3 separate regions of the Homo sapiens genome follow, and regions 1 and 3 are each linked to region 2. The links are chromatin loops, found by intact Hi-C in ENCODE. Cell type or tissue: CD4-positive, alpha-beta T cell. All regions are shown on one strand.

Region 1 (8,000 bases), 1.6 Mb after region 2:
TACCACCAACCGACACTAACGAATAAAGCAGCTCACTTTTTGTGTGCGAGCATTTCATCCAAAAAAACAGTAAAAGGCCATGCGCGGTGGCTCACGCCTGTAATCTCAACACTTTGGGAGGCCGAGGCGGGCAGATCACTTGAGGTCAGGAGTTTGAGACCAGCCTGGCCAACATGGTGAAACCCTGTCTCTACTGAAAATACAAAAAAATTAGCCAGGTGTAGTGGCAGACACCTGTAATCCCAGCTACTGTGGAGGCTGAGGCAGGAGAATCGCTTGAACCCGGGAGGTAGAGGTTGCAGTGAGCTGAGATTGTGCCACTGCACTCCAGTCTGGGTGACAGAGTGAGACTCCATCTCAAAAAACAAAAACAAACAAACAAACGGAAACAACAACAAAAAAAACCCCAACAAACCACCGTCTTAATAATAAGAAACAGACACACTTAGAAGCCTCCCTGGTTTGGAGATTATCTTACTCTATAAAATTAAATTATATACAGTGTGTTGAAATAGACAAAAGGCCCTAGCAGGCTGGAGCCTTTATTGAATTGTTCGTTTCTGCTAGGTTACACCTGAACTTACCGCCTATTGAAATTCTCTCCGGGAATGTGACCTGGTACATATTCTGCTACATGTGGTGTTTAGAAACTTGCATTCTGGTCCTAATTGACCCACCAACAAATATCAACAAATATGTAACAATGAGTCTCCACTTTTTTTGTGAACAAATATGGAATTGGATTGAGCTGACTTCTAAGGCTTCTTCCTGTTTTGTGATTGCAGACATGAGGGTAACATTACCACCAGCTGATATAATATGAATTTGTTTTTCAGATTAGCTGGTCTCACCTGGCACAAAGTAGAGTCCTGAGGTGAGAGGGTGTAGGATGGGTAGGAAGAGAAGGGCTGAAGTTTAATCAAGGAAAGAGAAGTCTTAGAAGAGGCCTGACTCCAAGTATTTGGAGGATGGTCATATGGGAAGAGTTAACAGACATGTTCTGGGACATTCCAGAGAACAAGCTTAGGGCCAACCCATAGGTAGGAATGACCCACATATGAACCAGCATAACTCATCTTTCAGGGACAGGGACATAACTCAGTCAAAGACACCCTACAGGAGAGTGGTTCACTGGATTGTGGTGACTTTTCATAGCAGGGGAAGCAGACTCCCACTCACCTGTTTTTTCTGTTTTTAAAATGCGTAAGTTCTTCCTTCTTTCATCTCTTTCCTTCAGCTCTTCCCTTCTTCCAGTAACCCCCATTCACTCCGAGTTTCTGATACCCAGCCCTGCAGGTGTTTTTAGTACAAATATTTTGTCTCTCAGGTGTTTGGGGCAGAGGAAAAAAGATAAGAAGCACTAATCTAGTTCACTTAAAAGCCCTGTGCAATGCTAAGAGTGACTACAACAGAAAGCGTCAGCTCTGTGTAACCCCATCCTTCACAGTCCTCATGTCCCCTGACAGCCTCTCTCTTTGCGGTCTCATCTTCATATCCCTGTGTAATATCTCCTTTCAGAGCACAAGCTATGGAGCTGGGTGTGGTGGATCATGCCTGTAATCCCAGCTACTCAGGAAGCTTATGCAGGAGGATTGCTTGGGCCCAGGAGTTTGAGGTGGGTCTGGGCAACATAGCAAGACCACATCTCAAAAACAACAACAACAGCAACAGCAAAAACCAACAAAACATTGCTTCATAACAAAGGTAGTTTCACCAGGCTTGGAATAAGCCCTTCTTGGTTTCTGGGACAACTCTTTTAAATGCTTAAGACTCTTCCTACACATTTTAACCCAGGTACATAGGAGATCTATGTAAGAAGTCTCCCTTAAATCTACAACATTTTTCGGTGGGGGAAGGCATGCTTTGCCACAGTGCAATATTGGAATCTAGAGGAGCTCATTTCTTCCTTCAGTGGGAAAGCCACAGGCACTAAGCAGATACACCAATGTTCCATCCCTTAAGTGATGTCTTCGTTGAAACCCACAATGCATTACTGACAGACATTCCTGGAACAATGGCTTTTTCTCTGAGACCATAGTTCTCTTCCAGATCATCAGAGGAAATGAAAAGAGCATAGACACATGCCTGGTGAGCAGGCTGCCTGAGAAGCCCTGCCATTTCCCATTTTTCCTAATAACTCAGAAAATAAGCAGTCAGCCAGGCCCGGTGGCTCACACCTGTAATCCTAGCACTTTTGGAAGCCGAGGCGGGAGGATCACTTGAAGTCCAGAGTTTGTGACCAGCCTGGCCAACATGGTGAAACCCCTTCTCTACTAAAAATACAGAAAAATTAGCTGAGCATAGTGGTGGCACCTATAATCCCAGCTACTCTGGAGGCTGAGGCAGGAGAATCGCTTGAACCCAGGAGGGAGAGGTTGCAATGAGCCGAGATCACGCCACTGCACTCCAGCCTGGGCAACAGAATGAGACTCCATCTCATAAAAAAAAAAAAAAAAAAAAAAAGCAGTCAACATAGAAAGTGGCTTCAAGAAGGAAGGACATATCTAAAACTTTTTTTTTCTTACTTCCCCCTGCTCAGAACAAACTTTGAGATCACCATCTCGCAATCTAACACTGACGAAAACACAGTCTTGTAGAACGTGAACGTCAAAACCACAGCACTTTTTTGTTTTTATAGGACAAGTTGAGTATCTGTTTCGTAGTTTATCAGTTTTATTGATCATGAGAACACATATAGCAACTGCCTGGCTTCTAAGTCACATAGTATTTTATTATCTTTCTTTTCTCAGACAAAGAAGATAACTCAAGTAGTAAAATATTGGGCTGAATGACTACCTAAATGATCTCTAAGTAGGTTTCACACTAGACTGATCAGCAGTTACCTGCATCTGACCAGCCACAGCAGCTGCTGGGTACTCATTTCTGTAGCAGGGCCATTTACCTGTTCACTGTTTAGTTCATTCAAGGGGCCCCTTTATCTGTCAGGAGGAAATTAGCCATAGAATCAAGTCCTGCCACATTAGTGCTTCCACTGTACCTAATACTGACCTCTGCTGTTGTTTTAACCACATTACATGGAAGCCATTTATTTACCTATCTGTCTTGACTACTAAGTTGTGAACTCTCTGAGAATTGAAAGTGTGTCTTATTCATCCACTCGGTTTCAATGATTGGTATAAATAACTGCTCAATATGCATTTACTGGATGAATGAACAAACCAACACGCAGCCATCAGACAGTGAGGCCTAGTGGTTAAGAAGATGTGCTCTGGTGGCAAACATCTGTTTTAAAATCCTGGTTCCCCAGTTTCCAACTGTGTGAGTGACACTGAACAATTTCTTAATCCATTTGCACCTCAGCCTGTTAAGGGGGGTTAATATTAGAACTTTTTTCACAGTACTGTTGAGTTAGTATATACGAAGCATGTAGAAAAATGCAAGCACACTAATGTTTAGTATATGTTCACTGTGGTTGCTATTGTTATGAATATGATCATTATTACTAGGCAAAAATAATACCCCTATTAAGAACACTAGAAGAATTTAATACGTGAGTTCACGGCTCTTTGCACCAGAGCCTCTGATAGTGAAAAGGCAAGCCAGATACTACCACACAGTGGAGAAAGATGTTTAAAATGTGCTTTGTCCTGGCTATGTAGTGGCTTATGCCCGTAATCCTAACACTTTGGGAGGCTGAGGCAGGCGGATCACTTGAGGCCGGGCATTCAAGACCAGCCTGGCCAACATGGCGAAACCCCATCTCTACTAAAAATACAAAAAGGTAGCCGGGTGTGGTCGTGGGCGCTTGTAATCCCAGCTACTCTGGAGGCTGAACCACAAGAATCACTTGAACCAACTGAGATCGCACCACTGCACTCCAGCATGGGCGACAAAGTGAGACTCTGTCTCAAAAAGACAAACAAACAAACGAAAGTGCTTTGTCCTCCATGAATAAAATTCAGCTAATACTGGGCAAGTATTCACTATGGGCCCCACGTCTGTTAGATCTTTTATTCATATGACCTTATTTCCGTTTCAAAGCAAGTATGGGAGAAAGAACTTTTGTTATTTTTCCCTTTTTGAGTTTTACTCTGCTGCCCAGGCTAGAGTACAATGGTGCGATCTTGGCTCACTGAAGCCTCTACCCACCGGGTACAAGTGATTCTCCTGCTTCAGCCTCCTGAGTAGCTGGAACTACAAGTGTGGGAATGTCCCAGCTAATTTTTGTATTTTTAGTAGAGAAGGGGTTTCGCCATGTTGGCCAGGCTGGTCTTGAACTCCTGACCTCAGATGATTCAACTGCCTCTGCCTCCCAAAGTGCTGAGATTACAGGCATGAGCCACCGCGCCTGACCATTTTTCTCATTTTTTAAAAGATGAGGAAAATGAGGCTCAGAAATGTTAAACAATTTCCTGAACATGATACACAGGTAGGTGAATCATCTGGCCCCAGAGCCCATCATCTTTCTGTTCCAAGTTGCCTCCAATGCAACAAACAGAGAGCAGAAGCATCACGGGAATGTTGTTAAATGTTCCCTGTGGCATTGCCCAATGAATGAGGATGAAGCCAGGCGTCCTCAGCCTTTGGTCCCAAGTACAGTAATCCCCAAAGAATGCTGGTTCTGAGGTCTCCCTCCAGCCCTGAATAAAGTCCCCTGGATGCATTTCTGGGAATTGAAGGATATAATTTCTTTAAAAAATATTTTAAGGCAAGTAGTTATTAAATATTATAGTCATAATTAAATAATTCATAATACCTCAAATTTCCCCTCGGGAGACCTCTGTCAAAACCATGCTATGCCCAGCTACAAAATTCTAATGATAAATTTCATATATTCTAACCCAGCTCATTTCCCAAAGAGGCACTAATATCTCTGGGGGGTTTTAAATCATGGCACTGCTGTCAAGTTGTAAGTATTATCATCTTCATTTTGTGGGTGAGGAAACTGAATTTTTAAGGATTTAAAAGACTTGGCTAAGGTCATACAGCTAATGAGGAGCAGAGAAGGGTTGGAATCCAGATTTTCAGCTTCTACACTGCCACTCTGGCAGTCAAACCCTGAGCCATTTACTGTGGAAAAGCTTTGTGACAAGCACTGCACTAAGGGCCAGAAATGGAAAAGTGAGTAAGACATAGTTCCCAATCTTGTGGGGAGATACACTCATAACTAACACAATAAAATGTAAACATGGTGATAGACCATATCTATAAAATGCCACTGGGGCACATGAAATTCTTTAAAAAGCATGTAACAATTGAACTGGGTGTTGGAGAGTGAGTAAGAGTTTGCCCAGGAGGGGAAGTGCAGTCTAAGCAGAAGGCGATTCTTGTGCATGGAGTATGCAGGAAACATGCGGGAGTGGCCCCTTGATTCTTGCTGCATTTTGAAAGGCGAGACCTTTTAAATAGTCTGATTTATGATACAACAGTAATAAACCAGACAAGAGTACCTTTTTTTTTTTTTAAACTTTGAGTTCCAGGATACATGTACAGAACGTACAGGTTTGTTACATAGGTATACATGTGCTGTGGTGGTTACTTGTACCTATCAACTCATCATCTAGGTTTTAAGTCACACATGCATTAGGCATTTGCCCTAATGCTCTCCCTCCCCTTGGCCCCCACTCCCTGACAGGCCCTGGCATGGGTTGTTCCTCTCCCTATGTCCATGTATTCTCTTTTTTTTTTTTTTTTTTTTTTGAGACAGAGTCTCGCTCTGTCGCCCAGGCTGGAGTGCAGTGGTGCGATCTCGGCTCACTGCAAGCTCCACCTCCCGGATTCACACCATTCTCCTGCTTCAGCCTCCCGAGTAGCTGGAACTACAGGTGCCCACCACCACACCCGGCTAATTTTTTGCATTTTTTTTTTTTTTTATTTTTAGTAGAGACAGGGTTTCGCTCTGTTAGCCAGGATGGTCTCGATCTGACCTTGTGATCTGCCCGACTTGGCCTCCCAAAGTGCTGAGATTACAGGTGTGAGCCACCACGCCCAACCTGTGTCCATGTATTCTCATTGTTCAGCTCCCACTTACCAGTGAGAACATGCAGTGTTTGGTTTTCAGTTCCTGTGTTAGTTTGCTGAGGATGATGGCTTCCAGCTCCATCCATGTTCCTGCAAAGGACATGATCTCATTCCTTTTTAATGGCTGCATAGTATTCCATGGTGCATATGTGCCACATTTTCATTATCCAGTCTATCATTGATGGGCATTTGGGTTGGTTCCATGTCTTTGCTATTGTAAATAGTGCTGCAATAAACATACATGTGCATGTATCTTTATAGTAGAATGATTTATATTCCTTTGGGTATATACCGAGTAATGGGATTGCTGAGTCAAATGGTATTTCTGGTTCTAGATCCTTGAGGAATCACCACACTGTCTTCCACAATGGTTGAACTAATTTACATTCCCACCAACAGTGTAAAAATGTTCCTATTTCTCCACAGCCTCACCAGCATCTATTGTTTCTTGACTTTTTAATAATCCCCATTTTGACTGGCATGAGATGGTATCTTAGTGTGGTTTTGATTTGCATTTCTCTAATTATCAGTAATGTAGACCTTTTTTTCATATGTTTGTTGGCCGCATAAATGTCTTCTTTTGAGAAGTGTCTGTTCATATACTTTGCCCACTTTTTGATGGGTTTGTTTGTTTTTTTCTTGTGAATTTGTTTAAGTTCCTTGCAGATTCTGGATATTAGACCTTTGTCAGACAGGTAGATTGCAAAAATTTTCTCCCATTCTGTAGGTTGCCTGTTCACTCTGATAATGGTTTCTTTTGCAGTGCAGAAGCTCTTTAGTTTAATTATACCCCATTTGTCAATTTTAGCTTTTGTTGCAATTGCTTTTGGTGTTTTTGTCATGAAGTTGTTGCCCATGCCTATGTCCTGAATGATATTGCCTAGGTTTTCTTCTAGGGTTTTTATCGTTTTGGGTTTTACACATAAATCTTTAATTCATCTTGAGTTAATTTTTTTATAAGGTGTAAGGAAGGGGTCCAGTTCCAGTTTTCTGCATATGGCTAGCCAGTTTTCTCAGAACCATTTATTAGATAGGGAATCCTTTCCCCATTCCTTGTTTTTGTCAGGTTTGTTGAAGATCAGATGGTTGTAGATGTGTGGTGTTATTTCTGAGGTCTCTGTTCTGTTCCATTGGTCTATATGGCAAGAGGACCCTTTAAACTTTATAAGTTTACATATACAATGTGTGTGTATGTCAACATACATTTGCATGAAGTGTGTAGGAAACATGGGGGGAGTGGCCCCTTTATTCTTGTTATATGTGGATATATGTATACCCACAGTATATATCTGTATATATTAGTATATACACAGTATATATATATGAATATATGTATATATACACACGTAGTATATATATGGCATTTCATTGAGATGTCTTAAGACTGACAAATTTTAGGACTATTATCTTGGCTTTTCTCTTTAATCTATCTCAGTGTTTCTTGATTAGGGCCAATTTTTAAATGTCTCTGAACATTTTTGGTTGTCACAACTGGGGACGGGATGGGGAAAGGTGTTACCGGCATCCTACAATGCACAGGACAGCTCCGGCAAGAAAAAAATTATCCAGTCCAAATAGTCAATTATGCTGAGGCTGAGAAACCCTGCTTATCTGCTTAGGAAGCCAGGCTCCTCCATCAAACTATCACCAAAGCCCAGAGAAAGGGTGCCGGAACCAAACCAAAGGCACAGGCATTTCAATTTCAGAGGAATTAGCACTGAGGCTGACGACCTTGTTCTTGCTTCACAACCTGACAGAAGCCTGCTCTGTGTTATCTAGGTAAAGAGACACCACAGAGATTACATAAAAAGCAGGCGGCTCAGGGGCCTAAGAACGGATGGTATCCATTAAAAATCAATTCACTAATAGTTTACCTAATAAACAGAACCACCAGGCTAAGTTTTAAAGGCCCTTCCTGCTTCTGCAGAGTGAAACAAGGGCAAACAGTTAATATATTTTTCTGTGTGCTTCTGTCTTTATTCTGTTTACTTAATAGCAATAACAACAACCATTGCCAT
Region 2 (8,000 bases):
TAATATCTGTTATTGATCTCACTGTCAATTGATGTGCTTACTCAACTGAATTGTGGCAATCTTATTATCTATTGCTACATGTGCTGTGAGAATGCAAAGAGTTGCTTATCAAAGCCTGGCTTGTCATAAGATTAACTTTTTGTTTCTATTCAAATATAAAGATGGCAACAATGAAACACTCTTGTAAAATTATCTTTTTTTCTACTGTATTTCATTATGGGGAAAGAAAAATTTTAAAGGCATTTTTCAAAAGACTATAATATATTTCACCTAAATAAATCCCTCTCTTTAAAAACATGTATATATAGCATATGTATTTGTGTATAAGCAGAGGTTTTGTTTATGTCTGTGTATACAATATACTTACCTCTTTTCATTACAGGATAGAATGCAAATCTAGGAAATCCTCTCACAGGGGATTATCTTTTAACATATTTGAGTCAATTTTAGGAAAGCAAACCACAAAACTTGATTAAATTACCAACTTTATTTGATTTTGTTTATTTTTAATGAATTCTTTTGTGATTTTTGTCTGGATAACATTCAGGATACATACTGTACCTTTTGGAACATAACCATCAACAAATTGCAAACTTCTGCAACTTCGACATTTCTGAATTATCCTTTTGCTGAACTTTTTACAAAATCACCAAAAAAATCAAGAAAATATCATTTAGCAGGACCTTGTATAACTTTTATACTTATATTTGTTATAAGATCTGGGAACATTGATTTCCAGTATAAACCCAAGTATTTTTATTAAAAACTTGTGTTTCTGTTGTTAGTTTGAGAGCATCAAATATCCTATCTGTTTACTCACTGCTATTTTCTCAGTCCCTGGAATAAAACATATGAGTAAAAGAAGAATGAATTCTAGATTTTCCTAAAGTCATAGTAATAGATAGGCTTTTTAGTTGTCACAGATCTCATCATCATAAGTTATCAATTGGTGAATAGTATTTTATATTCAACATGTACCTTCATGTACAAGATGGCCCTTATAAAGAACATATAAGATATGAAAAAAGATACCCAGAATATGTCTATGTTACTGATGAAAAAGTTAATGTATGTCATAATCAGACCAGAATTCAGATCTTCTCAGCTGTGTTTCACTGTACTTTTCATTGTACTGCCTCGATTAGAGATCTGCTGTAGCTTATAATCATATGGACTACTAATCTTTATAATATCTTCAGAGAGAGATGTTGTTGTCTGTTTATGATCTATTCCAATGTATAATCATCTTCATTGATCAACAATTTAACTTATAATTTAACCAAGTTACTTGACCAAAATTTAAGTTCATTTCTTCATAAAAGAACTCATGCATTACAACAGAAAGTAAGTTATGCTTTGCACAGAATACTCTTTATATACTTACAGCATTTAAAAATAATTTCTTTTCCTTTTTTCAAATGTCTTTAATTTTTAAAAAATAAAACATACATTCTTTCTTGTAGTAATTTTTATTACATTAGAACTTGTGTTTCTCCTTTCTCCTCTGCCCTCAATATTTGTATCTCCACTTGATTTTACACACTTCTTTCAAATTCTGTTTCCCACTATTTCATATTCAGAATCTTAATTGACTTTCTACAGCGTGGACAAATACATCCTTAGCCTGGCATCCAAAACCTTAAGTGATACAATCCAACCTACAATTGCAACCTTATTTTTTTCAACTCATTTGTGTGACTTATACATAATTGAGCTTCAGCCTGAACTAGAATGGACTTAGGAAGTTGTGATTTTTAACATTTGAGATGTTGATATTGAATAAGTATGCCCAAAGGTCCATGGAGTCCAGTTATTATTGAGGCACTCTTTGTATTGTAAGAATTGCAAGCTGATGTGAATGTGAAAACAGCACTCAAATTGTAGTGTACCCACTATACACAAGTCTTGTGTAAGGGGTTTCAAATATTTTGGTCTCAGGAATCCTTTACACTTTTAAAAATTATTGAGCCCTCCAAGGAGCTTTTAGTTAAGCAGGTTATATCTATAGATATTTACTCTATTAGGCTGGTGCAGTGGCTCATGCCTGTAATCTCAGCACTTTGGGAGGCTGAGACAGAAGGATTGCTTGAGTCCAGGAGTTCGAGACCAGCCTGGACAACATGGCGAAACCCCATCTCTACTAAATATACAAAAATTAGCTGGGCATGGTGGAGTGTGCCTGTAGTCCCAGCTACTTGGCCTGAGGCAGGAGAATCCCTGGAACCTGGGAGATGGAGGCTACGGTGAGCAGAGATAGCGCCACTGCACTCCAGCTTAAGTGACAGAGCAAGACCCTATCTCACAAAAAAAAAAAAGCTCTTAATAAGAGAAAGTCAATTTAAAAATAAATAATAAATAAATTTTGAGGCCTCCAAGAAGCTTTTGTTTAAGTAGGTTGTATCTATAGGTATTTACTCTTTTAGAAATTAAAACCAAGAACTATTAATTTATTTAGAGTATTTTATATATTTAAAATAATAATTAATTTAAATCAACAGTAATAAACTCATTATATGTTAACATGAGTGCATAATTTCATCAAAATTAAACATTTTCTTAGTCTGGGCACAATGGCTCACACCTGTAATCACAGCATTTTTGAGAGGCTGAGGCAGGGCAGATCACTTGAGGTCAGGAGTTAGAGACCAATCTGGCCAACATGGTGAAACCCGTCTCTACTAAAAATACAAAAATTTAGTCAGGTGTGGTGACGGGTGCCTGTAATCCCAGCTACTCAAGAGGCTGAGGCAGGAGAATCACTTGAACCTGGGAGGTGGAGGTTGCAGCGAGCCAAGATCATACCACTGCACTCCAGCCTGGGTGACAGATTGAGACCCTGTCTCAAAAAAATCATAAATAAATAAATACATTTTCTTAAAATACTTGTGAGGAAAGTGGCACTTTTTTTTTTCAACTCTCTTCAGTATTTTGCTTAACAGAATATAGCTGGATCCTCGTACCTATTTCTGTATCCAGTTCATCACATAGCCTTTGGAAAAACTCCACTATGTATTTGTGAAAGAAGGAAAATGTAAAAAGAAAATAACTTCTGAATATTATGATGAATATGGTTTTGAGTTTGCAGACCCCCTGAAAATATCTCAGGCACCCCCTGGAAAAAATGTAAATTAGATAAAATGTAAACGTGATAAGACATATTGGTGGTAGGTGTTTTAAGGCAGTTTAGTCTCTACTCTGACAGTATGTGCCCTCTTGGGCTTATCCATATAGGCAAATGCTTTATATTTTCCTTTGAAATCATCTGTTTTTTGGTTCATTGTTTCAGCTTTAGTTTGTTATGAAAATAGACACATGGTTGATAGGTTCCGTGCATTAGAGAATCAGGCCCTTGGAACACACCTTAAGAACAACTCACATAGAGGTTAAGAGCTTAGGCTTTGATGCCCACTGCCTGTTTGTGTAGATCAGCTTCTCCACGCCTAGTTCTGTAATATTGGGCAGGTTATTACACTTCTTATGCTACGGTGTTTCCTTCTCCAAAATGGAATTAACAATAATATATCTCGAGCTGTGTTTTGAGGGTTAAATAAATTAATACATGATTTGCAATTATAACAGTTCTTAGCACTAGCAATAGTCAATTTTATGGCAGGGTCAATACATTTTTTTCTATCTGGGGCTCCTCTCTCTATCCCTAGAATTCAGTGTCTTATCCAAATTAATATTTATTTGTCTTAAAGATAGAAAAGTAGGGAATATCTTTTATGTTGATCAAGTCAACATTTAGACAGTGTTAATCCTTTGATATTTAGTTATCAAATAATTCAGATATAGCTAAGTTATCCACAGGGATTTCAATATGTACCTGAAAGAAGTAAGAGCAAGCAGCTCTAAACATTTTTATTAACCTACAAAGTGTTATTCATTCCATTCATTTGCATCGATTTTCCTTTTTTTTCAGCAATCTGTCATGCTTAATTTAGTCCTTCCTTTCTCACTAGGTTAAGAAAATATAAATGAGTCTAGAATTCATTCATTCATTCATTCGTTCATTCATCATGTACCTGTTGTGAAATGCCAAGCCTTCTGCTAAGCTCTGTTGTGCAATCTTAAAATCTTGTGGCAAAAGACACATATTAAACCAATGAGCAACAAAACAAGCGTATAAATTAAAAATGTGAGAAGATTTTGAAATGGTCTTTCTTTTGCTTTTTTATGCTTTCAATATGATCTTTATGACATATCAAATGTTTAAGCTTTTATTAAAATTGAATATTTTACCTTCACTTTGTTATATGTTAAATAATTGATAAGAAATGATTGGGCAGAAAGGGAAACCATGAAAAGAGCATTAGTTGATCTAGCTTCTGGTTTCAACTTTGACACTAACTAACAATATGATTTGAATAAGACATGAACACTTTAGTCTCATTTTTCTCAATTGCAAAAGTAGGCAGTCGTCTGAAATCTCTCCCAGAGCTATTATATTTGTTATTTTAGGAATAAGTATATCTTTACAGCAATTTTCACATGTTGTTTGAATGAGGTAGATTGTAGCATTTTAATTTCACAATTGTAATTACTTTTTTCAACCTATCAACCTATGGGATTACAAGCATCTTGAAGTTGGCTTCTGAATCGTCTTCATTTTTGTGTACCCAGAATGCTCAGTGCAAATTTTGTTGAATGTTGAATGTAGTTTTAAACTGTATTTGTGATGGCAAATAGTCCTAAAAGACTTTTCATTAAGTTTCCTGGGATGACCAACGGAAACAAGTCTGAACCTATGTTTCTGAGTACATTGAAAAGAATAGCAAGTGTTTCATAAAGGTTAAGTTTTAAGGAACAAGGGCTATGCTTGGTTGGACTTTTCACATGTGAAACTGCGTTCACAAGTCTTTAATTTTATCTGTGTCCAGCAGATGGCACTAGTGCCTCAAATAAAACTCCAGTTTGAAGAAAATGTAAGGTAACGCATACCTTAAAACTAAGCAGATGTCATGAAAATCCAAGAGAATATCACACAAATATTCAGATCTGTATAGTTAAATGAAACATGAAATTGTTGAATAAGTATTTATCTTTTAAAAAATTCTCTGAATTTTATGTTTGTAATTCATCGCAATTATTCTAGAAAAGTAAAAGACTACATAGGGGGAGAAAACAAACACAAACGGGAAATATTCCAGAAGAAAAAGTTCCTCCAAGGTCAGGACATGCTCCAAGATGCTTTTTGGCTATATCTTCTCTGCAAAATTTATGAAAAATAATCACAAAAAGCAATAAAAAGTATTCAATTTCTCCTTTTTCTAAGCTGTCTCTTGTCTTTGTTATATTTTAGTACCCTACCAATTGTATACAATTATGAAAGAGACATGCGTGAGATACTGTTGAAAATTATAGAAGAAAAGCAAGAATAAAGCAATACTTCTAAAACTTAACTTGAGAAAATTATTGTTGTTCAGAAAGACTTTTTGGCATTGAAAGCCTTGATTCATAATAACATCCTCCTTCTTGAATATTGTTATTTTCCTTTTCCCAATCAAGTAATCAACAGTTTTCCTTTTCTTTTAAAATATGAAATGAACAAATGTTTACTCATAATATCTTAAAATGTCATTTTTTTATTAGTAAAAATCTTTACTTCATTTCTTATTATATGCAATTAGGCTATATTAGTTTTTAACTATTTGTAACTTTTAAATTTGATATGTTCACCCTTTCTTTTAATCTATTTTTTCAAACCTAATAAATATTATTAGCTGATTGAAATTAACAACTCATTTAAAAGAAACAGAATTTTATAATATCCTGTTTCTTCCTCAGAGTAGTTTGATAGTATTAACGTAATAACTATTCTCACTTTATTCAATAAGATCAAAGTAAAGATTTGGGGGAAGCATAGAAACAACATTTATTTGCCTTAACTGGATCTTTAATACAGCACCTCTACTTAAGAAATTTAAGAAATACTCTGAGAAGCTATTTATATAGAGAGATTTTATCATTCAATCATGCTTTTGGTGAAATAATTATTAAAGATTATTAAGGATTAATAAGGATTAATATGTAAAAACATAAGGCTTTAATTTGTTGATTTTTTAATTCTGTAATTTAATTATGATGTTCAAAGAAAGGAATAGAACCATCTAGTCTCAAAAGTGGGAGGAGCCTATCATGACTTCCCTATCTCCTTTTCTTCTCACCCTCTCTAACTCAGTGACTTATCCAGTTTTACTTCATGTCTGTTGTCAGTATCTTGAGCAAATAAAAAATAGAGGGAATAAAAATCAAGAATGTGTGCCTTAGGAGAGGACAAGGTACCATACAATCTCATATTGAAAATTAAATAAAAATATATCAAGTTATAAAATCAAAAAAAAGAGAAAAAAAACAAAACAAAACAACAACAAAAAGTATGCTGTGAGTTTATGTGGTCACCAATGTAGAACATGCAGTTACAGACTCTAGATTTCTTTAATTATTTCATAGTCATCTGAAGAATAATTGGTTTGTTGGACTTTCACATACGAAAGACATGTGGTAAGACATTGGCAATAGGTGTTTTAAGGCAGTTTAGTCTCTATTCTGATAGTATATGCTCTCATTGGCTTATCCATATAGGCAAATGCTTTATATTTTCCTCTGAAATCATCTGCTTTTTGGCTAATTGTTTCAGCTTTAGTTTGTTATGAAAATAGACACATGGTTGGTAGGTCCAGTGCATTAGAGAATCAGGATGAAATAATAGAAAAATAGAACTTTCCCACCCTCTGCCTTACACTCTTCTATGCATGTTCAGGGGGAAAGTGTGGTGAGAATTCAGTGTGTCTGCTCCACGCTAGCAGTTACCTAGAGGTGGAGCAGTTATGAAAGAAGTGGAGATGGCCAGGAGGAGCTGGAAATAGCATCGGGAAATGTGGGTAGAGGCTATACAAATTTTGTGGGCTAAATAGAATTCTGGTGGTTGGAATGCTTATCCAAACTATTTTGAAAGTTAATTTACATTTTTTTCCAGGGATAAGTTTTTATTATTTTTTAAAATGAGAGAGGGATGGGAGATAGAGAGAGAGAGAGAAAGAGAGAGAGAGAGAGAGAACTAGCAAACATCTACCCCTCATTCCATCTGCTCCTTAGATATCTCAAAACTTATTTTTCTTCTTTCCACTATCACAGATCTATTCAGAATTAATAGTATGACTTTTATGATTTTACCAACAATGTAAACTAAAGTTGTCTTTACATTTCTATTTTTAAAAAGCAAGTAAATTATTTCAATACAGAGAATCTAAAATAAATAAAAACAACAACAAAACAAGAAAACCCTTACCATCTGGGTTCTACTACATTTGCACTGAAATCTTGGGTAGTAAATATATATCTGGACCATTTAAAAGTAACTTTACTTTGAGGCGCATCACGTCAAATAGAGGCTGTTTTGTAGTCTACCTTGTATTTTACTGCTGTGAACTCTGTGAGCAAACAGAATTTGTTCACAGGGTGAAACACATATTTATGGTCCTGAATAAACTGCACAGATTCAAAAACTATTTGTGTGACAGTGCTAGACACAGGAATTCTGAGGCCAAATGGGATGTTTGTAGTCCACATTTGCATATCAATACCCAGACTCCCCTTTAGGAATACTGCTGCTTCATGACAATGCTGTTGTCTGAGGTCTGGGGGAAAGAAAACCCATAAAAGTTTGGACTCACTTTTCAATGCCCTCGATTCAATTCTTTTTTTGTGCTTTGGAAAACTGTGAAACAGGGTCACCAAGTTCAATTCTCCATAGTTTTATTATGTTTTAAATGAAGCGATTGAACCTGCACAGAACCCAGACGGACAGACACCACATGGCCACTTTGTGGCAAGGCAGCTTCTTAGGAATGGTGAAGCTTGTCTTAGTATGTTTCATGGGGTTGGGATCTGCACTATGGTTCCTTAGTTTAAAGAACCAAAGTAAACAAAACTCTTAAGCAAAATACTTAGAACCCTTTTTCCTGGAGAAAAAGTATACAATAAATGATTCTTTTAGC
Region 3 (8,000 bases), 1.6 Mb after region 2:
CAGCGAGACTCTGTCTCAAGAAAATAAAATAAATCTGTGTAACCAAAATATGCTAGAAATAAATGATAGTTACTTAACAATGTTGCTTATTCATAGTGAGATTTTCAAAAGTAAAAAAACAAAAATTTTTGTTTTCTTTAAAAAGAAATTTGCTCAGAGGTACAAAATTTTTAGTAGCTTTTCCGTGAATAACATTTAAATTTGAAATGAACAGATTAAACATTTTAAAAACATTTTTCTTATAGAAAAGGAAAATTTTAATTACTTTAAACTGCTTTGGATATTCATTTACTTAAATCCTTTTCCATATTTCTCCGATCTTAAAATATGTTTGAGATGAGCAAAATCACATAGAATTTGTTAAAGATACTGCAATTCAGGAGGAAGTATTTGAAAAGAGGACTGACCCATATTCTCTTCAAATATTTTATTCTTACTTTTTTTTAAAACCAAGAAGGGTAGTTTTTTGCTACATTTTAAAAAAATGATTGCTATGATTTGAGTGTCCCCTCCAAAACTCATGTTGAAACTTAATCCCCAAAGTGGCAGTATTGAAAGTTGGGGCCATTAAGAGGTGATTGAATCATAAGGGCTCTGCCCTCATGAATGAATTATTAATCCATTGATAGGTTAATGGATTATCAGGGATGGGGAACTAGTGGCTTTATAAGAAGAGGAAAGACCTGAGTTAGCATGTTAGCATGCTCAGCCCCCTCACCATGTGATGCCCCGTGCTGCCTCAAGACTCTGCAGAGAGTCCCCACCAGCAAGAAGGCCCTCACCAGATGCAGCCCCTCAACCTTGGACTTCTCAGCCTCCAGAACTTCAAGAAATAAATTTCCTTCTTTATAAATTACCCAACTTCAAGAAATAAATTTCCTTCTTTATAAATTACCCAGCTTCAAGTATTCTAAGCAACAGGAAACAGACTAGTGCAATGATTTTCACATTTCTACTTGAAGTGACTAATAGCAACATATTTCAATGTTTTTGTCTTTCAAAAATAATTATGTTTTATAATTCCTAGTGACACTTCCCTCTCTTCAAGTCTCATTTAAGAAAACTGAAAAGTATTCAGGTTCTCAAAGTCAATTGGTAATAAATGGAATTTGCAGGGTTTTTTTCTTTGCTGCTGCCTCTGAGCATGGCTTCAGCAGTGCCACATCATGAATCCAGCAATGTATAGCAATGTATATTCACACATTCTTCTCATGTACTGTGCTAGGCTGTGGAGCTTAAGGCAACAGACAGCTTCTCGCTTTTTTTAGCTTTCCAGGCAAGAGCCCAAAACAACTTGTTAAAATAGGTGTTTTAAGAAAGTTAGAAATGAAAGAACTATAACCATGATAGAATGCTTTGAAATGTATTCTATCCCAGTAGTCCCTCCTCTAGAATACCAGACTGTCCTTGCAAATGATAAGCTGGAACTTTATTGTCCAAATTCAGGGGGCTGCAAGGGTGAGTGTTCTCTAATACTCCACTGGCATCAGCTTAAATGTTGATGAATGTGGATCTGATTCAAACAGCCCAGGGAAGCAACTCTTGTAAAAATTTCTAAGACCTTATGCCGGGCTACCTCATTCCTTCTGTGTCTCTTCTTTAAGCACTTCTTTCACTTGGCTTCCAGGATAGCTCTCTGGCCTGCTTTATTCCCACCTCTCTGACCTCCTGCCTCACCTCTTTTGCTGGGTCCTCTCCATTTGCTCACACTCTGAACGTTGCAGTGCATTAGGGTTAGTCCTTGGCATCTTTTTTCCCCTTCCCATACTCACTTTTTAGGTTATCTCATTTATTCTCACCACCCTCACTTGCTAAGCAGTCTCATTCATTCTCATGGCTTCAAATGCCATCTATATGTTAATGACTCCCAAATGTAGAATTCTGAACTCAAGCTTAATGCTTCCACAACTGAGTTTCTATTATTGCTTCCACCCCCAGTCTGCTCCTTTTATTGTCTTCTCCATCTCAATTGATGGCAACCTCAACTTCCCAGTGGCTCAGGCCAGAAACCTTGGAGTCATCTTTGACACCTCTCTTCCTTTCACATTCTGCATCAGCAAATGTGATTGTCTCTGCCTCAAAATGTAGCTGAGGGTAGGGTATGGTGGCTCACGCCTGTAATCCCAGCACTTTGGGAGGCCGAGGCGGGCAGATCACTTGAGGTTAGGAGTTTGAGACAAGCCTGGCCAACATGGTGAAACTCTATCTCTACTACAAATACAAAAATTAGCCGGGCATGGAGGTGGGCACTTGTGGTTTCAGCTACTTGCAAGGCTGAGGCAGGAGAGTCACTTGAACCCAGAAGGCAGAGGTTGTAGTCAGCTGAGATCATGCACTGCACTCCAGCCTGGGTAACAGAGCAAGACTCCATATTAAAAGAAAAAAAATCTAACCAGAATTTGACTTACCCAGTACTGCCACATTATACAATTCCAAGAGGCCCCTCTGACATTAAACATATAGTAAGTGATACCTCTGGAAGCTCTGGATTTGTGAGTCTCACCACCTCCACTATCACCATCTTAGTTCAACCATCATCATCTCTTGCCTCATTGTGCAACAGCCTCACAACTTGTATATTAACTTCCTCCTTCCCTATTCAGTGTATCCTCAACATAATGCCATCAAGATTCTGTTAAAGCACAAGTCCTATCATATCACTTCTCTCCTCAAAACTTCCCAATGGATTCTCAATTCAGAGTAAAAGCAAACATTTTACAGTGACCTCTAAGACCCTACTTGATATGGTTGTCTGTCACCAACCTGATCTCATCTTCTACGAGTACTCTGCCCTTCCCTCACTCCATCCTTGGCGTACTGAACACTTCGCTATTCATCAAACATGCCAGGAACCGCAGGGTCTTTGCAGTTTCTGTTCACGTTGCCTGGAATGATCTTACCCCAGATTTCTCTCTCTTTGTTAGGTCTTTATTCTAATGTCACCTTCTGAATGAGGCCAGCCCTGGCCACCCTATCTAAAATTTTAGTCATTCTCCCCTGTACTTCCTATGCTCTTCCCTGCTTTATATGTTCTCATTAGCACATTTCACTACCTAAAGCAGTGGGAAGATACAGCATCATCCTCCAGAATGCAGTAAACACTCTCCACCTAATGAATTTGATATGGTGCTGTGTCCCCAGTAGGCAGAATACACAGGTCCTGGAATCAAGGGGTGGAAGGAGAAATGACCCTGTTTATGCTCATTCCCAGTGATCCACTTGCAGAATTTGTGGATATGCCCATGATACTGTGATGTCATTAAATAGCTAAGACGTGCTTTTACAAAAGAAGTTTAGATTTGATTTTGCGAAGCATTTTCACCCGTTAAAATCACAAGTGACCTGTATGGAGGTGGATTTGTTCATAATCACATTGGATATTGTCTCTGGACAGTTCTTTCCAATCCCAATACTCCCACCTGGTGGCCATAAAAGCTTAGATGCTGAATAAAGAGTTCAGATCAGGCTGATAGTGTGTTCCCCAAATTCAGGCTGCAGAGTCCTCTGGTCACAAGCCCTTAACCTTGGATTCAAGGGCCCAAGGCTGGGGGCTAATAGGCAACACCATGGGCTGTGGGTGCAAAGTGTGAAAAGAAAGGGAGTTGTAGGGAAAATGATGCCGGCATAATAGCACCTTCCTCAGAGCTGTGGTCAGGCTTCAGTGAGCTAAATTCACATCAACATAGGGCCTGCCATGTGGTAGACATCTAATATAATTACACACTTTTATTATCATTAATCCAAGATGAATGGGCGTGCCAGTGGACACAATCAAAAGACTACCCAAGAACCTGTTTTTAAGGAGAATTGTGATGTTTGAGCACAGATCTGAGAGGTGAGATGAATATCCAAAGGCAGATTCCCTCTTCTAGTACAGATGTTTCACGTAAGAAAATAAACAGGCTGGGTGTGGTGGTGCACGCCTATAATCCCAGCACTTTGGGAGGCTGAGGCAGGTGGATCATGAGGTCAGGAGATCAAGACCATGCTGGCTTACATGGTGAAACCCCATCTCTACTAAAAATACAAAAAATTAGCTAGATGTGGTGGCACACATCTGTAGTAGTCCCAGCTACTTGGGAGGCTGAGGCAGGAGAATCGCTTGAACCCGGGAGGTGGAGGCTGCAGTGAGCCGAGATCGCGCCACTGCACTCCAACCTGGGCAACAGAGCGAGACTCGTCTCAAAAAAAAAAAAAAAAAAAAGGAAAAAAAAAATCAGTGAGGCTATGAAGTTAATGCAATTTAACAAATATGGAGAGCAGCTCAGATCTTGTTATACGTCATAAAATTCCTACAAGAGAAAGAATCCAGTTTGGATTATAGCTTTGAAAAAAATGTATCATAATTCAGAGACTCTCTACACAGAAGAAAACGTGTAAGTATAATGAATGTGAAAAACATTTCAATTCCGTCTCACCCTTTACTGTCCATCACAGAACACACGCTGGAGAAGGCAGATGTGCGGTGACCCCAGAAACATCCTCGCCAGGGCTCTGCTTTGCCTCATGTCAGCAGCCTTGCTGGGCAGAAACCTCACACACATAATGAATGTGGAACCCTCCAGGCCCCATGAACATCAGAGGGCTCGCGCTGGAAATATTTAGATCCTGGCATTGCTTCTCTCTCCTCTCAACTACTCAGATGCTCGTTATCTCTGTGTTCATAGATTTTTGGCTCTTGATTATGTTTTAGTTAGGTCAAAAAGTCTGCTGACATTGATCAAATCCTACTACTACTACTAACTTTTAATGGTTCATCTGAGCCTACTGAATATAGTCAGAACTCTCCAAAATGTCTCTGTGTGCATTCTGAAATTCTGAGCAGGAGGCTGAAGGACCTCAGGGCATGGGGTGTGTTTTCATCTTTCATTCCAAGAGAAGTCTGTGACTTTGCAAGATTAAAGAGGATGTGAGAAGTAACCAGCCGGCTTTCTTTATGGATAGGGGTGAATTTGGATTTCTGGAACAGTGGACTCTTGTGGAGGCTGGACTATTTTTGCATAAGCTGGAAAGAATACATTCGGCAGAAAAGTGCCAACCTGACATTTGCAGGGAAGGAAAAAATGCCCAGATACAACTGTACACATATGAAGAATACCAGGAATCACATGGGAAGAACAATAGCATAGGAGCAGACTAATAAGTCTTGGCAGAAACAAGGAAGTGGATTAGGAACAATACCATGACTTCAGATATCTATATAGATTATCAAAGTAAAGGTTAATTCATAATACATCTAATGAATTTAAAATTTTAGCAAAAGGAGAGGAATACTGTGTCAAACAAAAGAAGATATTGTGAAATGGGACAAAAAAGTAAGAATGCAGTGATGAAGACTACTTTACCTAGCAGAAACACTAGGTAACATGATCAGTAACTATACATCACATATGGTCACATATGTTCAAGGTGTTTCTCAAGTATTATTATCTGCCTTTTCAGATGGGGAAACTGAGGCACAGAGAGGCAGTCACGTGATCAATCTAGGATTTAAATGCAACAGCCTGGCTCCAGTATCTAAGCACTGCCTCTCTAATAGAGTAGAGCTAGCCAACAGAGAGTGAGAGAAATTCATATACTAGAGAATGGAATCAATCATTGTGAGATCATTTCAGTTGCAAATAAAATGAGAGAAAAAAAGTGAAATTCATGTAAGACAGGCATCCTGGGCAGGCATTAGATAAAATAATGCAGTTTAATTCAGAGAAATAGCTGGCACAGAGACAAAATGTAGTACTGATTGATTATTTCAGCTGTTAGAAAATCTGTTGTCCAAATGTCCTCCCTTCCTCTGTGTGGGTTCTGAGAAGCCACAGCTGGTGAAGGCAGTTTTGCGTCAAAGCTGCAAGGAATGTGGAGGAATCATGGAGAACAGGGTGAGAACCACAAGTTTAGGGGCTGGCTGGCAAATGGTCCTCTTTTCAAAAAGCAGACAGAGTGGGCTGGGGTGAGGAGAGGAGTCTGGAAATTATGAAAGAACAAGTTTAATGTCAATCCATATCAAAATTCTATGTTTAAAAATAGAGTCTGTGAGCATTTAGAAGTGCAGCCATCTGAAAACCACTAAGTCGTACTTTGTATTTTGTAGGAGTGGAGATCAAATTCCAAATGTAGGCCAATCATTTCCAGTTTCTTCACAGTAGATAAGACTGGCTAAAATCTACTGTGCCCACCAGGTTAGAAAGTACACCAGCTATCTCAGCATGGCTGTTTGTGTTGGCAATAAGGAATCTGGAATCAGTGACTTGCTGTCACTGACCAGACACCCAGTGAGCCCAGAGTAAAATTCTGATTTACAGCCTATTTCTATTCATCACCATGTTGGCCTAGACCGTATGACAAGGCTTCTAACTCACTTTTTTTGCCTAGCTCTCTAATTCCAGTTTGTCCTAGAGGCTTATCCTTTGCTCTAGTCCACTAGGTTCAGCTTCCTTTAGTCCTGGCCTCTGACCCAATGTAAATGGACTGATTATCCAGATGTACAATGCTACCCACTGCCTGGATACCTACTCTCAGGCTTCACCACATAAGTCTGCCTAAAATGTACACTAATTCAACACCTGTCTTTGAACACTGCATATGGTGGAGGCAGTCCGACTCAGACTTCCAGGGCCCCATCTTCATAAGGGTTCACAGCTTTCTCTGTCTCCCTGCAAGGCATCATCCATTGCCTTCCTGCAATATAAACTGATTCTCTTGGGCCGTAATAAGAAATGCCATAAGCATAGTAAAAAGTAGTTTTCCCCTGGTATCTGACAAAACTTCGTGATTTTCTATTGACAAGATGGGGAGATGTGGTGTGGATGATAGAACAGTTAGGTGGATTGATATCTAGCTGAAAACTAAACTCGAAGTGTCTTGAGAAATGAATCCACGTCAAACAGCCTAGAAGGAAGTATGGGCATGTTCTAAGCCTATATCTGACCCAAACTTAAACAATGATTTTGCCAGAAACCAGATAAAGACATAAAAGGCAAAAAAGTTAGCCAAGTTTCCTACGACAACAGCCTAAGAGAGTTAATATGTGGGATAACTGTATGAAGAAATTTTTATCATTTCCTTATTTGTCAACTATATGTCAATAAAGCAAAAAAATAATAAGTAAGGTTAGAAATCTAAGATTTTAACATCTCTTTACAAGTTGGAAAGTTGAGGTTTAATTAAAATCAACCAACCAACAACAAAAATAAAAACACCCTGACTATAAAAAAAAAAAAAAAGAAAAGAAAAAAGGAAAATACAAGCTGGGCCCAGAGCATCTTGTAAGAAAGTAAAGAGTGCTCACAAAAAGAAAGGGTGGAATACATAAAAGAAATGCAGGAGCCAACCCCAAAGAGCTCACCGCCCGCATACAAACAACCATCATCTTTCCCCTGGATTGTGGCTGGGGCCTCCAAACAACCATCATCTTTCTCCTGGATTGTGGGTGGGGCCTCCTAAACCGGTTTCCCTGGCTCTATTCTTGCCCTTTCAAGTCACTTCTCAACATAGCAGAGTGACCTAACCCATTATTCCTTCACTTGAAAGCACTAACCCATCATTCCTCCTCTTGAAACTGTCCAATGGCTCCCCATCACACTCAGAATAAAGCCCAACGTTTGTACCATGGTCCACAAGGCCCTCCACTTGCTGCTGCTTTCTCCCTCAGCACCCCTTCAGGCGCCAGCCCCTGCTGGCTCCCTCCACAGTGGCCGGCCTGCTGCACCTCCATTATGTCAGGCAAGCTCCTGCCTTAGAGCCTTCGCATTCCCTATTCCCTCTGCCTAGAAGGGCTTCCCCCAGATGCCCACAGTGCCGGCTCCTGTGCCTCCTTCAATCCCTCACTCAACTCTCATCTCACGGCGGCCTACCCTGACCACCTATTTGACTACAGCTTTTCAAGGGCCCCTTACGCTGCTCGACTTTCTCCTTTTTCATAGCAGTGTCTCCTTCTAATGGCACAAGATAATTTGCTAATTATGTTTTATGTTTCTTTTCTGTCTCCCTGCTCTAGACTGTAA

The links. A loop is a pair of places that touch in the nucleus more often than their neighbours do. Peaks named below come from ENCODE experiments on the same cell type or tissue, not always from the same donor. Only the 100,000 strongest peaks of a DNase experiment are listed, where the experiment ranks them.
Region 1: a loop joins it to region 2, with 13 times the contacts of the local background. A loop is called at or near these places in 6 of 110 quality-filtered maps.
Region 3: a loop joins it to region 2, with 20 times the contacts of the local background. A loop is called at or near these places in 6 of 110 quality-filtered maps.

Annotation. Positions count from the first base shown.
Region 1 is chr4:121,723,850-121,731,849 of GRCh38, forward strand. No RefSeq gene overlaps it. Among named protein-coding and RNA genes, the nearest start is that of ANXA5, 31 kb to the left of the region's middle. RefSeq lists a silencer at 3,037-3,216. In CD4-positive, alpha-beta T cell, CTCF peaks have their summits at 3,014 (motif pointing left) and 3,216; a DNase peak (open chromatin) is centred at 3,002.
Region 2 is chr4:120,151,434-120,159,433 of GRCh38, forward strand. The region is part of intron 3 of MAD2L1-DT (MAD2L1 divergent transcript); the gene reads left to right. Among named protein-coding and RNA genes, the nearest start is that of MAD2L1-DT, 88 kb to the left of the region's middle. In CD4-positive, alpha-beta T cell, CTCF peaks have their summits at 4,882 (motif pointing right) and 5,085; a DNase peak (open chromatin) is centred at 4,868.
Region 3 is chr4:121,733,510-121,741,509 of GRCh38, forward strand. No RefSeq gene overlaps it. Among named protein-coding and RNA genes, the nearest start is that of PP12613, 27 kb to the right of the region's middle. In CD4-positive, alpha-beta T cell, a CTCF peak has its summit at 3,449 (motif pointing left); a DNase peak (open chromatin) is centred at 3,422.